Linked DNA regions of Homo sapiens: region 1 is linked to region 2. A link is a contact called in ENCODE Hi-C or POLR2A ChIA-PET data. All regions are on one chromosome and are shown on one strand. Each heading gives the region's core, a stretch centred on a gene start or an enhancer-like site at or near the end of the contact. The rest is flanking DNA. Distances are from core to core; before and after follow the strand shown.

Region 1 (2,700 bases), core at 36-2,535, 2.0 Mb after region 2:
TTTGCCTGGCTGCTCTGGGGAGTCAGGCCTCCCTCAGCTCAGGTGAAGCCTCTACCCTTTCCCCTCTCTCTAAATTCTTCTCACTTTTTACCGGGAAGAGCAGCACATCTCAATACATGCAACTGTGCAGCAGCGCATCACTCTGTCACACTGAATCAAGGGGAGTGAACTCAAGGCAGTGAGTAGCTCATGTGCACAATGAAAGTTTTAAAAATTATTAGGCAGTCTATCCTTAATCCCAACTGCTGATAAAAGGAGATATATATCAAAGTCTGTTTTCCTAACCTGCGGAGAATTCAAGTGAGCTGTTTCCGCTCCAGGTCGAAGTCTGGTGACACTCATCAACCCTCAGCAGAGAGCATCCAGGGAATTCAGGACCTTGGTTTTATCGCTAAGGGTGTAGCCACTAGTGCTATTAACAGCAGCACTCTGGGTCCTCACAGAGAGGGCCCCCCTCCTTTACCAGGATCTCCCAACTCTGCAGAGAAAAGCTGGGAATAGGGTCCAGGGCTAAGGCTATTCCCCAGATTTAAAGGAAGCTGTACACGATTTTAAAGCCTCACCTTACCTCAGCTAACAGAGAGGCAGGGGGCGGAGGGCGGAGGACCCACCAACCCAGGGGAATTGTAAGGAGACAAAGATGACCCCAAACGCACAAGCGCGCGCGCACTGAAGCCCGGACTGCAAAGCACATTCCATCAACCTTTCACTGTAATCGGCTTACTGTGGGGTTTATCCCCTCACCCCATCCCTCTCCAGAAAGTTTAAGGCTGTTCGCACCGACTTTGAAAGGTCCATTGTTCCCTTCCCCGTAAACGTAATGAAAAGAGAGAGTGGAGAGAAAGAAATCAAGACACCGTTCCCGAGGACCCTTTCTTAAGAAGAGAGGACTGACTCCTGGGGAGTCGGGTCAGTCCCAATCCAGAGATGAAACCGGGAAAGGAGGCGCACGGGGGAAGGGCGGGAGGACGTTTTCCTTTTCGGCAGAAATGCCCAACGCCGGAGCCGGCCAGGCCGCCGGGAGCAGAAAAGGTGGGCGAGACCCGGGTCTGCGTCCCCGCAGTGGCCCCCGAGGGCAGCAAACGAGGTGGAGCGGGGTGGGGGGGCGGGTGACCGAGTCGCTTCTTACCTTCCCCTACCCCGCTTAGCGTCCGTTAACTCAGGTGCCTACACAGCGGTCCAGGGAGACGGAGAGGAGTCCCTGGCGTCCTCGGGTCCAGATCTCCTCTCCATGGCCAGGAAGCCACTCGATTGCCGGCGCCCGCAGCTGCCGCTCGTACTCAACTGGCAGCCGCAGCCTCTGCCTGGAGGTGAAATACTCTCCTCCCGAGAGTGACGCGCACTTCCCTCCGCCTCCGCCTCCTCCTCCTCCTCCTCCTCCTGCCCCGAGCCTCGGGGGCAGGGGCCTCGGCTCGCTCTCTCCCGGAGCCGCCGCTCGGCTTTCTCCGTTCCTTCCCCTCCGGGAGAAAGAGGAGGAGAATCGTGGCCCGGGCGGCGCGGGCCTGAGCGTCCCCGCGACAACAGGGGAGGAGGCGGCGGCGCGGGGCAGAGTGGGGTCCCAGGAGTCGCTCTTGTCCCTGGTCGGCGGGCGCCGCGGCTTGCTAGGGTCGCGCTCAGCCTCCGCCGGCCAGACAAGCAGCCCGGCTCGGCTGGGCCGGGAACTGTGGATTGGGCGGGCGGGCGGGCGGGCGGTGGAGAGCGAGGGAGGCGGAGGGAGAGGAGGAGCCTGCCATCAGAGGAGGCGGTGGCCCCGCCCGGCCCCTCCCGCCGGCCCCGCTCCCCGCGAGCTGCGAAAGCGGAGGCTCAGCGCCACTCGCTGCCGCGCGCTGGAACAGCGCCCGAGCGCACTGCCGGCGGGGCAGAGCCCCAGCCAGCGCCCCCCGCTGCGGCTGCAGGCTCCTACCCTTCCTGGGCGCGCACACCCGCCTGGCCGAACCGGAGCCTGTGCCTCCAGCACCCCCAGATAAGGCTGGTACTGCGCCTGTCACTCCCTGGCTGAGCCTGACACTGCGCCCCCAAAGTCCCCTGGCTGAGCGTGACTGCACCCCATCAACCCTCGGCTGCGTCAGACTTTGAGCCCCATCACCCGTAAAGAGATTTCCACACTCCCACAAATGTTCTGAGCGTCCAGTCACAGCCCCTACCTGGCCAGGCGCGAGCGCCAGGTTCTCAGCGCTGTCAGAAGAACCAGCCTGCTCTGGGACACAGGGCAGCTCTTCTGGTCCCTTGGAGCAACCCCAGCATCCCGCTCGCAGGCCGGAATAAATATACTTAGGTCTTCCCACGCCCCCTACCTGCGCCACTCTGGAGTGGCGGCCGCTTGCAGAGGTGGCGCCGAAAGCCACGCCCCGGCCCACCCCAGTGCCAAAACGCCGCTCTGAGGACACCGGCACCGGCCCTGAAGCAGCCCTGCCGCCGCCACCCTGCCCCCTCGCTGGAGCTGCTCTCACAGCCTTGGCTCTGGGTGAGGGCGCGGCCCGGGCTGGATCACTCAGACGCACGAGGTCCCGAGCTAGTGACAGCTGCAGGACTGCCAAATCCGGGCCGTCGTCATCCTCGATTTAATTGGAATTGGAAGTTTTCCCTCCAGGAAACTCTTTCAGTGAATAATATACAAGGTAGGATAGTTTAGTTTTCAGGGTTGTTCATTCCTCCTCCCTCAACAAACTCAGTCCTGTAACCGCGACACACCCGGCAGTG
Region 2 (2,700 bases), core at 63-2,562:
CATCACCTTGGAGGAAAAGAACACTTTGGTAAGATACACGTTTGGCAACTTTTTTAGGCAGAAAAGCTGAACCGGTTAGAATACTTAAAAAAAAAAATCATGAGCTCCAGTCTAAAGAATAAAATAAAAATAAATTAAATAATAATAAAAAATAATAAACTAAAAAAAAAAAAAATAAACTCCAAAAACAACTAGCTAAAATGAAAGTAATGCAGAACTGGATGCCATGTTTCTTTTCTTTGAGGAGGAAGAGGTATGGGAAAGGAGGTACATTGTTGCTTCTTCCCTACACCTTTGTATAATGTAGATCTCTCTCTCTCTCTCAATAGCTTTCTTTTCACTTGTTACATAAAAGCAAAGTGTTACAAAAAGTAGACTCTTGCGGTATCTTCCCACAGTACTTCAAGTAAAATGGAAGAGATACATATGTCAGTTCTGCAGTGTCCCGTTAAAGAGGGCAGCAGTGTTGGGATAAAAATGAGTTAACATGCTCCTTGTAACTATGAATCCGCTTATGCTAAAAAGTATCAAGGTTTCATTTGCTTTATCCCAGACTCCACACTGCGCCCACAGAAGCTTCTCTTGAGAATGTTCTGTTCACCTTTCAAAACACAATGTATTATCGGAGTCACTTTACAATTTTGTGGCAAGTAAGGCTAAAGTCAAAAGCAGCCTCAAACCACCTTTAGTTAGTAAACTGAGGGGTTTGAGGCTCATTAAAAGTAAGAGGATCGGTTACCCCCTCTTGCCAACGTCCGGGATGAATCTCAAGAGTTGTGTTTACAAGGCATACACGGACCCACATCGTTGTGTGCGCCCGAGTACCTTAAACACAGGAAGGATGTCGACCTACGGGGGACGTCTCTGGAGTTTCGTGAACTCCTATGAAAAGGTGGGGAGGGACAGAGAAAGTAGTTCCGTTTTGATTTTTTGAGGTCACTTCTAGGGACTCGACCGCGAGCGCGTCCCGGTAGCGGAAAGCCGGGCCAGCGGCGGCCGACAACGGTCCCGCCCGACACGGCTCTGCCTCCTCCCTAGAAGGGCTCGTGGGCCAGGACCCGCTGTCCGCCCGCCGCCCGAGGTCGGGTGGACGCTTGGCCCCGCCCCCGCCCGCTCCCGACGACCCTCGGAGGCGGCGGAGGCGCGCGACTCACATGTGTGGGTTCCTCCTGAAGGCGTTAGTGATGTCCTTCACAACCCGCTGCACCAGCACCGCCACCTCCTCGCTGGTCTCGGCCATGTTGGCGGCGGCCGCGACAGTTCGGGCGCGCCTCCGCGTGAGCCGGGCCGCCGGCGGGAGTTCCGCGGAGAACGAGCGCGCGCGCGCGCGCGCGGGTGCTTCGGCTAGGCCGCGTCCCCGCCGCCGCGGCCGCCGCCGAGCACTTCCGGGTCAGCCAGTTGGCGGCCTGGGCGTGGCGTTAGCTAGGGTTGGTGGCCTTCCAGTGAGTGGAGAAGTTCGCCTCCGCGCGGGTAACGGACTTTCTAAGCGTCAGAGAAGATGCTGGACATTTGTTTGCAAAGTTCTCTCAGGCCTCCGATTTTCTTATTTTAAGTTTTAGGCGAAACCTCAAGACACACTCCCAGAGAGTCAGACACCTTCCTGAACCCCCCCAGCAAGGTCCCCGGGCATTCCTGAAGGAATGTTCAACTGAGGATGCAGGGCCTCTTAACAGTTAGTCCCGGGCGTTTTTCAGAGCTTGTCTGCTTTATTTTCCCAGCCTGAGAGATGAAGAGGTCCAGAGGCATTGCGGCGGAGCGAGTCCCTATTTGACCGTGTTGGTGACCTCCTTTCTAACTGTGCCAATTTTTGTCTCTGAACTTGAAAGCAGCCTTTTTAAAAAACATTAATTAAAATTCTTAAATTTATTAAAGGAAGAGAAAGGAAAGTGAAGGAAAAGTTATTTGCCATCTGTATGTAGGAAGTAGAAGTGAAATCGTTTTTAGATTTTTCGACTTCATTTTGTACTGCATTTGGTAGCCTTTGCGTCAATTTTGGAATTTAAAAAAAAGGATCAAGGCTCTGACAGGGTTTGTTCATAATAGCAAAAATAAATTTTTGTAGGAAAAACGAGCTTTCTAGTTTATTTAGGATTTTGAAATGCCATAACTAAAATTTTTGTGTATCAGGTTTTCTTTTGCACCTCTGGTAGAAAAATCTGGCTGCCCTTGGTTCAGTTTTATTCTTCCACCCTTGAAATCTGGCCAGGTGCGGTGGCTCACGCCTGTAATCCCAGCACTTTGGGGGGCCAAGGCGGGCGGATCACAAGGTCAGGAGATCGAGACCATCCTGGCTAACACGGTGAAACCCCGTCTCTACTAAAAATACAAAAAAAAAAAAAAAAAAAAAAAAGCCGGGCGTGGTGGCGGGCGCCTGTAATCCCAGCTACTCCCCACTGCACTCCAGCCTGGGCGACAGAGCGAGACTCCGTCTTTAAAAAAAGGCCGGGCGCGGTGGCTCACGCCTGTAATCCCAGCACCTTGGGAGGCCGAGGCGGGTGGATCATGAGGTCAGGAGATCGAGACCATCCTGGCTAACAAGGTGAAACCCCGTCTCTACTAAAAATACAAAAAATTAGCTGGGCGCGGTGGCGGGCGCCTGTAGTCCCAGCTACTCGGGAGGCTGAGGCAGGAGAATGGCGTGAACCCGGGAAGCGGAGCTTGCAGTGAGCCGAGATTGCGCCACTGCAGTCCGCAGTCCGG

What was found. A loop is a pair of places that touch in the nucleus more often than their neighbours do. ChIA-PET counts read pairs that join two places held with the same protein, here RNA polymerase II (POLR2A). Pooled maps may share reads with other maps.
Region 1: a map of B cell shows a loop between it and region 2 (18-fold over the local background). The contact joins the promoter of CEMIP2 here to the promoter of PTAR1 in region 2. A Hi-C loop is called at or near these places in 2 of 168 maps with a recorded cell type or tissue (B cell and naive thymus-derived CD4-positive, alpha-beta T cell) and 9 of 50 pooled maps. POLR2A ChIA-PET finds 5 or more read pairs at or near these places in 2 of 52 experiments (PC-9 and activated CD4-positive, alpha-beta T cell).

What each region holds. Positions count from the first base shown.
Region 1 is chr9:71,767,228-71,769,927 of GRCh38, forward strand. CEMIP2 (cell migration inducing hyaluronidase 2) reads right to left here and starts at 1,286. Exons shown (of 24, transcript NM_013390.3): 1 at 1,130-1,286. RefSeq lists enhancers at 944-1,625, 1,626-2,307 and a silencer at 1,381-2,050.
Region 2 is chr9:69,758,699-69,761,398 of GRCh38, forward strand. It overlaps PTAR1 (protein prenyltransferase alpha subunit repeat containing 1), which reads right to left and starts at 1,313. Exons shown (of 8, transcript NM_001099666.2): 1 at 1,155-1,313. The coding sequence starts at 1,240. LOC105376076 (a long non-coding RNA gene) reads left to right here and starts at 1,397. Exons shown (of 4, transcript XR_929910.3): 1 at 1,397-1,775. RefSeq lists enhancers at 811-860, 2,335-2,700 and a silencer at 1,001-1,470.